Regions from separate parts of the Homo sapiens genome. Here all the other regions are linked to region 1. A link is a contact called in ENCODE Hi-C or POLR2A ChIA-PET data. All regions are on one chromosome and are shown on one strand. Each heading gives the region's core, a stretch centred on a gene start or an enhancer-like site at or near the end of the contact. The rest is flanking DNA. Distances are from core to core; before and after follow the strand shown. Region 1 holds the start of AKT1S1 (AKT1 substrate 1). Region 2 holds the start of U2AF2 (U2 small nuclear RNA auxiliary factor 2). Region 3 holds the start of CIC (capicua transcriptional repressor).

Evidence for each region. A loop is a pair of places that touch in the nucleus more often than their neighbours do. ChIA-PET counts read pairs that join two places held with the same protein, here RNA polymerase II (POLR2A). Pooled maps may share reads with other maps.
Region 2: a loop to region 1 is called in a map of gastrocnemius medialis, with 5 times the contacts of the local background. The contact joins the promoter of U2AF2 here to the promoter of AKT1S1 in region 1. A Hi-C loop is called at or near these places in 3 of 168 maps with a recorded cell type or tissue (ascending aorta, gastrocnemius medialis and naive thymus-derived CD4-positive, alpha-beta T cell) and 12 of 50 pooled maps.
Region 3: a loop to region 1 is called in a pooled map, with 11 times the contacts of the local background. The contact joins the promoter of CIC here to the promoter of AKT1S1 in region 1. A Hi-C loop is called at or near these places in 4 of 50 pooled maps. POLR2A ChIA-PET finds 5 or more read pairs at or near these places in 2 of 52 experiments (MCF 10A and WTC11).

Annotation. Positions count from the first base shown.
Region 1 is chr19:49,876,105-49,879,089 of GRCh38, forward strand. AKT1S1 (AKT1 substrate 1) reads right to left here and starts at 1,251. Exons shown (of 5, transcript NM_001098633.4): 1 at 1,133-1,251. It overlaps TBC1D17 (TBC1 domain family member 17), which reads left to right and starts at 1,598. Exons shown (of 17, transcript NM_024682.3): 1 at 1,598-1,640; 2 at 2,039-2,137; 3 at 2,394-2,468. The coding sequence starts at 1,620. RefSeq lists enhancers at 1-831, 415-1,054, 1,235-1,574, 1,792-2,751 and a silencer at 1,795-2,084.
Region 2 is chr19:55,653,589-55,656,490 of GRCh38, forward strand. It overlaps U2AF2 (U2 small nuclear RNA auxiliary factor 2), which reads left to right and starts at 1,447. Exons shown (of 12, transcript NM_007279.3): 1 at 1,447-1,565. The coding sequence starts at 1,517. RefSeq lists enhancers at 573-1,242, 2,193-2,272 and silencers at 1,293-1,342, 1,433-1,482, 1,693-1,832.
Region 3 is chr19:42,267,869-42,271,105 of GRCh38, forward strand. It overlaps CIC (capicua transcriptional repressor), which reads left to right and starts at 1,384. Exons shown (of 21, transcript NM_001386298.1): 1 at 1,384-1,513. RefSeq lists enhancers at 374-883, 3,043-3,092.

The sequences.
Region 1 (2,985 bases), core at 1-2,500:
CCCACACCCCAAGATGTGAGGAACCTGAGCATGAACGCGGTAGCCATGGGGTGAGCGCCTGGGGCCACGCTCAGCTGCCCCGAGACCTCCCAACCTCGCCCGGGGTCCAGGGAGGACCCACTGGTCTAGGAAGAAAACAGGAAATCCCGCCCAGACGGAGGCCAGGACCGGAAGTCCCGCCTTTGGACGGGTGAGGGGCGCCCCGAGGCCCCCCAAACCATCCCCCGACCCCGTGGACGTGGTCCACGGCCCAGGTAGAGATCCCAGGCGCTCTGGAACCGCAAGGTGAGACTGTCTACGATTTGCCTCAGGTCTGACAGGACGATTCCCACGGGCGACCCCCTTCCAGCGCTCAGCAAAGGATCGCTGGCAGACCTCTGCCCTCTGATCTGTGCAGGCCATACCCCTCCCGTGAGCCGCTCGCCCTCCCAGCGCCCCGCTGCCTCAGGACGGCCAAATCCTCCCCACACCGCGGTTAACAACGCCGCCTCCACTCACGTGCCCGTAGCCAGCATGGCCGGCCCGGCGCCGTCACCGCCCTCAAAAGACATGGCGGCGCCTTGCGTCACGTCCGCGCAGTTGCCCCGCCTCCTCTCCGCACACTCCGCCTCCCTTATCGGGGCCGCCCGAGATCAAGATGGCGGCCACAGGGGCTTCATCCGAACCAGTTGACAAGGGTGACGACAGCTTGCCCCTAAGAAAAATGGCCCCGCCTAGAGCATTTCCATTTGCCCCCAACAATAATGGCCGTCCTCATATGCTCAATCATGACCACAGTAAACGAAGGCAAGCGACCTGACGTCCCTGACCCACAATAAACTTCTTCGACAAAAGTAGAGGAAATCGGTGCTCGTTAACAACATGGCAGCCAACCGGGCTTAATCAGCCCATAGTGTATATTGGCTCTCCCTCCCTCCAACCTGCTCCCATTCGGCACGAAGGCTGGCAAAGATCCAACACGGCAGCATTTCTTGCTTCGGTTTGCCAGGCTTCAAAATGGCGGCTCAGCCCGCTTTCTCGCGACGGTGACTCAGAAATTCGTCCGGGGCCGCTTCGTTTCTGGGGGCACTGACGGCTTCATCCCGTTATCCTGAGTCCCTCAGTGCCTCTTGTGGTGTACAGCTCCTCTCACCTCCTCTTCTCTTATCCGTTCGGCTCTTCCAGCTGTCGCGCCCCGCAGAGAGATGGGACAGCCCCGTATTAACATGGCCTTAGCTGACCGGCTTAGGCCATGCCCTCGAGCAAAATGGTACCTCCTTGGCTTCAATTCCAGTATACAATATGGAGAAGGAAGTGGGCGTTTCAAGGCGTGCTTGCCCCAGGTGGTGCAGCTCTCAGACCCTCCCACTTGTTTACTTCGTGGCGAGAGGGCGAACACTGCGCCTGCGCACTCTCCGTAGCCGGATCCACCTTCAGCGTCTGCGCCACGTGACTCCGATCCACCCTCGAGGTTCCAGTGGAATAACCCCCTTCTGAAAAATGGTTTCACCCGCTCCTTCTCTAGAACGGGTCGGGCCGCTACCACTGTCCGGCCCGGAGGGGAACTGTTTTCTCCGGAAGTGACAACACGCTGACTAGGAAAAGGAGGAGGCGGGGCAGTGGGGCCTTCGGCGGCGACTATGGAAGGAGCCGGCTACAGGGTAAGCACTGAGGACGCATTCCCTCGCTTCAGTGTATGCGAAACGCCCCGTCTAGTGATCAGCTCTTCTCTCAGGCCTTGGCTCTCGAGAATCCGGCACGGCCTTGGCAAACACCGATCTCTTATAAACGCGCCGTCACCCTCCCGTCCACCGCCCCAGGGAAGAACCTCCCATGGCCCCGCCCCCCCGGCTCAGGCGACTCCTTGAGCCCTGCCCCCTGTGGAACGCACGTCAGCATCCGAACGCGGGCTGGACCATTCTCCCCGCCTTGGTCCCGGGGCAATGGCCCTCCCGGCCCCGCCCCCTGAGGGTGGCTCCTCCCTGGGCCCGTCCCTATTGGCTCCCCAGGCTGGTCCCCTCGCTTGGGCCCCAGCCCTCGCTGGTTCCCCCCAACTCAGGTGGTGTTTGAGAAGGGCGGAGTGTACCTGCACACCAGCGCTAAGAAGTATCAGGACCGAGACTCTCTCATCGCTGGTGTCATCCGTGTCGTGGAAAAGGTGCGCTGGGAGGGAGCAGGGCTCGGACCCGCTCCGAGCGGGATGCAGGCGGTCTGGGATGCAGGCGGCAGCTGTAGGAGTTTGGTCTGGCGGTCAGCAGTGGGACCTGAAGAAGGCTGGGTGTGGGAACTGGAATGAGGGGCGGGACTTTGAAAGGCTGAGGGTAGAAACTGGGAAAGTTTGGAAATTTGCAACGGAAAGTTTTGGGAATGTGGTTTGGGGAGCGCCTCTAACCCCGCCTCCCTCCTTACCCTAGGACAATGACGTCCTCCTGCACTGGGCTCCTGTAGAGGAGGCTGGAGATTCCACCCAAATCCTCTTCTCCAAGAAGGTAGGCTCCACCCGCTTTGCCCTTCTCCACTCGCTTTTTTTCTAGGTCCGTGCTGTTGTAAGTCATTTGAGGGACCTGCGTACAATCCCAGACCTACTCGTGGGGCATGTGTGACCCTGTTTAGGCTTGGGTACTCTGCCTCTCCTTTTGCTCCTCTCTGTGAAATGGGCAGAGGATGCCCATTCAAGGAAAAAGAGCAGGGAGCATAAGACGCACGGTCGTGGGGACGGCTGACCCCTCTCTCCCTTTGCTTCTTGGGAGATCCCTGCCAGGGTGCAAGATGTGGATTCGAGTTGCTTGAAGGGAAATGGCATTTCCTCTGGTGCCAGAGGACAGGGCCTGACAGCCTACTCACCCACTTCGTCACTGCTCCCGGCTTTCCCTTCGTTATGTCTCCTGGGACTTCCCATGGCTGGACCCCGTCCTGGGCAATTCTGAGACCCAGAGATAAGTCAGATCCAGACCCACCTAAGCCCTGACCCTTACTCACTTTTTGAGAAACTGATAGATGAGGTCG
Region 2 (2,902 bases), core at 197-2,696, 5.8 Mb after region 1:
CGGCAGGCGAAGGTTCCAGTGAGCCGAGATCGCGCCACTGCACTCCAGCCTGGGCGACAGAGACTCCGTCTCAAAAAAAAAAAAAAAAAAGTAAAAAGAAGCGTGGACACTACCCGCTGGGCTACCCAGACCGGAGCGCGGCGCGAGAGGCGTGAGTCGATGACCTCTAGCGAGGGAGGCCACCTAGCGGCCAGGCCAAGTCTGGAGGATACTTCCGTTGGGCCGCCAGGGGGCAGTAACGCCAGATCATCTGTCTCCCGGAAGTAATGCCAGATGATCCGTCTGCCGCGCCTGCGCGGCGGGAAGAGCCGGAGCGCGTTGATGTGGTTGCCGAGACAACCAAGAGGGTGGCCGGATTTAACGGCTGGGGATTAAGCACTTTCACCGTTGTAAGGGAAATCTCGCGCACGCGCAATGGGGACTGAAACCTGGTCCCCGCAACCCCCTTCACGGGAGCAGTGGGAGAGCGCGCCACAGAACGACTTTTACGCAGGCGCAGAAGCCTGTTTCCCCTCACCCGCGGCTTCCACCCTGCGCAGGCGCAAAAAGCCGCGCTGGCAACCTCCGCAGCGGTCGCGCGCACCCTTCATCCCTCTTGCTGCTTTTGTCTGGCACAACCTTCTCAGGCCCTCCGCGAGGCCGGCCCTTTTTTTCTTTCACTTTCCCCACCCGGAGAGCCAGGTGCCGAGAACTAGGACCTCGTCCCCTTCTCTATCCCTTCCCCTGATCCATCTCGTCTCTGTTCTCCTTCCCTTTTCCGTTCCCGAAGCCGGAAGGAGCCGAGGTACCCACGGAAAAAGTCGAAGCTGTCCCCGGAGAGTGAGGCCTTCACGAAGCGGTGGCGGAAGGAGCCGAAGTTCTCTGATCGGAGGCGTGAGCAAGTGGCATCTCCGGAAAGAGCCGAAACACGGACTCGAGCTTAATCCCAGGAGGGGCCCGAGGGCGAGATCCGGAAATCTCCGGAAAGAGCCGAAGGCCGGGACGGTTAGGATTGTCGGAAGTGGCCGATTGCTTGGACAGGGCCGGCGGAGAAGATCGGAGCAAGTCCGTGGAAGAAGCCAAAGACTGGGACGGATTGAATTGTTGGAAGAACCCGAACTCGCAGAGGGGACTGGGCGCAGTGGCACACGAGGACACACGGAAACCTCCGAACGTTGAGGAGATAATCTCGGAAAAGTTACGGAAACCTGGGAAGTCGGCGAAACCCTACGTTCGGGTGTTTTCGGAAGCAGCCGAAGCGGCCGCCTGCTTCGCCTTCGTCCAGTATCCGGAGATAGCCGAGGCGCTTCGGAGCCAGGCTCGGGGGGAGGGGCAAGCTCGCGGGCGGGCGGGCGGGTGAGGGGGCGGAGCCCGGGCGGGGCGGGGAGGGCTGCCGGAGGCTTGATTAGGTAGGAGGTGGCGAAGCGCCGGCGGCGGCCGGAAGTAGCCGAAGCCAGCGGCGGAAGTAGCCGAAGCGGCTGGAGCGGGCGGCAAGGCGAGGCGAAAGCTGCACAGGGCCCTACGCGGCCGCCTCAGCATGTCGGACTTCGACGAGTTCGAGCGGCAGCTCAACGAGAATAAACAAGGTGAGGGCACCGGGGTCGCGGGGCGGAGGTGTGGGCGGCTCCTCGCGTCGCTCTTTGCCCCCCCGCCATTTTCTCCCTCGCTTCCCCCCACTTCACGGCCGCGCGGCGCCCCCCAACCCTGGTTCCGTGGCGCGCGCCTCGTTCACGTGACGTCCCCAGCGTTCCGCCGCGCGCTAGGCGAGGGGAAGGGGGCGGCGGGGCGCGGGCCCGTGACGCATGCGCACGGCGGCTGTCCCTGCGCCCCACGTGGTCCTGGCGGAGGTGGCGCGGGGGACGCGGCACGAGCGCGCCAGATGCCTCGACGTGAACTTTTGTTTTTTAAAATCTTTTTGGTTTCTCTGAAAAGGAGATTATGTTAGTCCCCGTAATCTCTTTTCTCCCGCTGCCTTGGCACTTCCGCTTCCGGTCGGGCCCACGGCAGCGTCTCCACGCCCCCTTTGTTTCCAAAATGGCGGTTGTGAGAACTTGGTGGGGGGGCCCCTTTCCTTCCTTCACGTGGATGAGGGCAGAGCCGTTTCGGCGGATGCTTGGAGGCCACGGGCCCCTCGCGTACCCCTTTTCCTTTTTGCTGATTTGCTCTGATCTCTCCCGCCAGGTGGTTTCTGCCCCGTCTGTTGGTAGTGGGGCGCCTCATATTAACGTGTTTGGCACATGTTGCCTAAAAGCATCTGCATTCTTTGAGTGTCCGCACGCACACATCCTGCATATGCGGGGCTTTTGGCGGTCCCGAGAATCGCGATATGGAGTGTTTGAGACAAACCTCAAATCATTTACAATCCCAATCTCAGGGCACCTGATAATACTCAGTCTCAGATCTCAATATAGAGATAAGAAAACAGGTTCTGAGGGAGGAAGAGGGATCTGGCCCACTGCGCTAAACTCTTCACTTACGGGGAAGGTGGGAGGCAGGTTCCCTTCAGGGTATCGAAAATTGTGATGGGTTAGAACAAAAAGCCTGGGGCCCTGATCTTAGGGATTCCAATAATATTAGAAGTGGGAGAGTTGTTAAGACGCTTTAAAAATCCTCCGTGTTTCAGTTTGTGAAGAAATACAGGACCAGGGAAGATTGGAGACTTGTTTCTTTTCAGGCTTCAGCTGCCCATGTTCCTAGCTCGTTCGGAGGACGAAATGAGGGCTGAGGAATTTTCCTTTGAACCCGGGCTAGAGTTGGGTAGGGGCTGTATTAGGAAACAGTGTCCTGGGGAAGCAATAACGTTTACTGAGGGTCTGACTCTGTCTTAGTTGATGGACTGCTCAAGAGCATAGGCTTTGGAGTTGAGCACATCAGGAAGTTTAGATACCTGCTTTGTCGTTTAGTAACTGCTTTTAATACGTTT
Region 3 (3,237 bases), core at 134-2,633, 7.6 Mb before region 1:
AGGGCATAGATGCATTGCAGACAGGTTCACCATCTGGTTGTAAACCCGTATCTGGGCAGCAGGCATCTACTACAAACAGGGCATCTCCCTGTCCTCCTCCACTCCAGTGTGATACCCTCCTACCCCTGGGATCTTTAAAAATCTGCCTCTGTCAGGGGCGTACACCCACAAAGTGTAGCTCTCCACGTAATGCAGTGCGAAGCCCCAAGAAGCGCTGCATTTCGTCATCTCGGCCCCCTGCCCCAATGCCTAGTGGGCTGTCAAACTGCGCTGTCCTAAATGTCAAACTCTTGGAGGAGGTGACCTGTCCCCCGGGCCCCAGGCCGCGCGCGTTGCCTATACTGCAGCGCGCGACACCCCACAAGCGCGCGTTCTCTCCCCTCCCGGTGGCAACAGGGCTTTCCGCGGGGCCGCGCCAGACTTTTCGAGACCGTCAATTGGTCGTAGTCCCGGCCACCCGGCAGCCAATCAACAAGGGGAAAGGTGACATCACTGGTTCTCCTCCCCTCCCCCAATCCAAACTTCCCTACTCCGTCTACCGGCAGCAACAACCACGTGGGGGAGGGGTAAGAGAGTAGAACCGGTGAGGTCATTGCACCGCCCCGGCCGCTGCTGATTGGCTGCGGGGCTCGCGGGTGGCGGTTGGCTGCTCCTTGCACCTCCCCCTCGTGCCGCTACCGCTGCCACTGAGAGGAGCCACCGGCGACGCCAGAGCCAGGAATACGGGTGAGTCGGGGCCCTGGGTCTAAGATACTCCTGGCGTCCAGTGAGACTCACGACGAACTGCCCTTTTCGACTTTTTCTCCTCGCCGGGTTTCTTTGGTGCTCCAAGCACTCTGTCACATGGGAGTTGTAGTCTGCCTTGTACTGTCGGCTATGGGCCGAAGACGTGAGAAGACTACGGTTCCCAGCAGGAACTGCGACTAGCCGGTCAACAAACGTTCGGGCCACGCCTTCTACCTCCGTTCATTGGACAACCCGTCCCTTAGCCCCTCCTCCTTTCATTTCATTGGCTACTGTCCCTCACAGAGGCTGGGTTCCGGCCTAGGCTGCATGGCGACTGGGTACTGTATTTGTCATTTGGAACTAAGACGGCCTGCAATTGGACACGACTGGTGTCCTTCACTTGTTGTAGGGTAGGGCCCTAGGCAGATCAGGCAGTCGTAGGCTCAGGTTGGTGTCGGTCCCGGAGGGAGGCCGGTCTTGGACTTTGGCCCCGCCCCCTAGCGCTGCCCGATGGGCCCAATTGGTCGCCGCGAGCGTCGCTCGTCGTCGAGAGGCGGAGCCGACCAGTCTGCGGATATCTATTGGTCTAGGCTGGCGCCGGTCAGTGGGGTTGTGATCGCTGATTGGCTGGCTGCTCCAGCTGTTGCAGGTCCATTCACCATTTTGTGTGTTGGAGTAAAAAAAAAAGGGAGAATCGAGAGGGAGAGCCGGAGGGGGGGCGGGGAGGGACCGGACCGGACCGAGCCGGGGCCACGGCCCCCCGCCCCGAAACCCCGCCGAGCCCAAGGTGAGGGGCGGGGCCAGGGCTGACACAGGAAAGGGGGGTCCGGGGGGCTGGGGGCCGAGAGGGGACAGGTGGCAGGGACGGGGAGGGGGTACAGGGGGAAAGGGGTGGGCGGAATGGTGGGAAGGGAGGAGGGAGTGGAGGAAGTGGTGGGGGTTTGACAGAAAAAGGGTAACTGGGGGAGGGGGTGGTGGGCAAAGAAGGGTAACAGGAATGGAGGGGTGACAGGACTAGATCAGGGTGACAGGGAGAGGGAGGGGACAGAGTTGGAGAGTGTGACAAGGAGAGGTGATGGGGAGAGAAGGTGACAGGTCCGGAGATGGCTGACAGGACAGTGACTGGGAGGAATAGGTGACAGAGATAAATGGGGGTGACAAGGAGGGGGTGACAGGAGGGGGCCTAGGGCATTTTAACCGAGAGGTAGAGATAGAGGTAGTGACAGGATGAGAGAGAGAGTGTCAGAGAAGCTGGTGCCAGGAGGGCTAATGGGAACAGAGGGTATGAGACCCCAAAGAGCCAGGGCCTGGGCTGGCCTGGGCTCCGGGAGTTACTACTCAGATCTGAGGAAGGTGAGGGCCCCCGGGGCTTGGGTGGGAGTTATTCAGACAGGGTGGACAGGAAGAGAGTAGGCCCTAGGGGAAAGAAAGCAGCTCTGGGGCGAAGAGAGGCTGGGCCAGGCAGCAAGGTCTAGGGGTCCAGGCGGCATAGTTGTAGGCCCTGGGTGGGGTATGCAAAGGTTTGTGCTTGGAAAAAACTGGAGCCAGATCTCAGTCCCCAACATGGTAGTCTAGTGGGTCAGCGGGTATTAGGTGGTGATGGCTGCCCAACTTCTGGGCATTTGGGTGCCAGCCCCGGGACGCCCTCCAGGCTCTGCCTGTGAGGACCCCAGGATTGGCCCAAGAAAGGGCAGGCCTGGGACTCCAGGGTCCACAGGAGGAGCAGGCCCCTAGTGAGAGAGCATGAGGTCAAGGGTCCCCCAGTAGCTGGAAGACTGAGTCGGGGTTGCCTCTCATTGTGTTTGGCTTATGGTTCTGGGTCCCCCAACCCTCCTAGAGGCCTCTGTTTTGGCCTCTCAGGTTCTCTTAGTCACTTCAGAGTAAAGTTTTTTCCCCTTTTCTTTTCTCAGGGCAGCTCGAAAGGGGGCGGGCAGTAATGACTGTTCAGGAAGTGGGTGAGGTTGGCCTGTTGGGCTTGTCCTGCTTTCTTTGACCTTATCCCACCTATCCCCACTTGGAGTTGGAGGGCATATTTGGGGGCCTGCGGGGGGCTAGCCGACTCAGCCACCCTGCCAGAGCCAGCCCAGCCAGGGCGGGGATGCATGCAGGCAAGAAGAGGGGGGCTGGGCTTGCGGGTATCACGCTGGGTGCTGTGGGGGGAGGAGCAGGCTCCCATCCAGTGGGACAGAGAAACCCTGGGGTGTAGCTCTGTGTCCCACTGTGTGATGACGTGTGCGTGCTTCTGTGCGTGTGTGTGTGTTTGTGCGCGTGCGTGTGCTCATGCACGGCCCCGTGGCAGTGCTGGGTATGAGCTCTTGCCCCAGACATGCCCCTGCCTGCTCCCTGCCAGGATCTGGGGAGATGGCTGTACCTGGCAGCCCTAGGGTGCAGAGCAGAGTGGGCAGCCGTCCCTCGGGACTCTCAGCTGCCCACTTCTTCCCACAGTGCCTGGCCATGCCAGGCTGCCCAGAGGGGCAGAGGGAGGGTGGGGGGGTGGAGAAAGGCTCATAT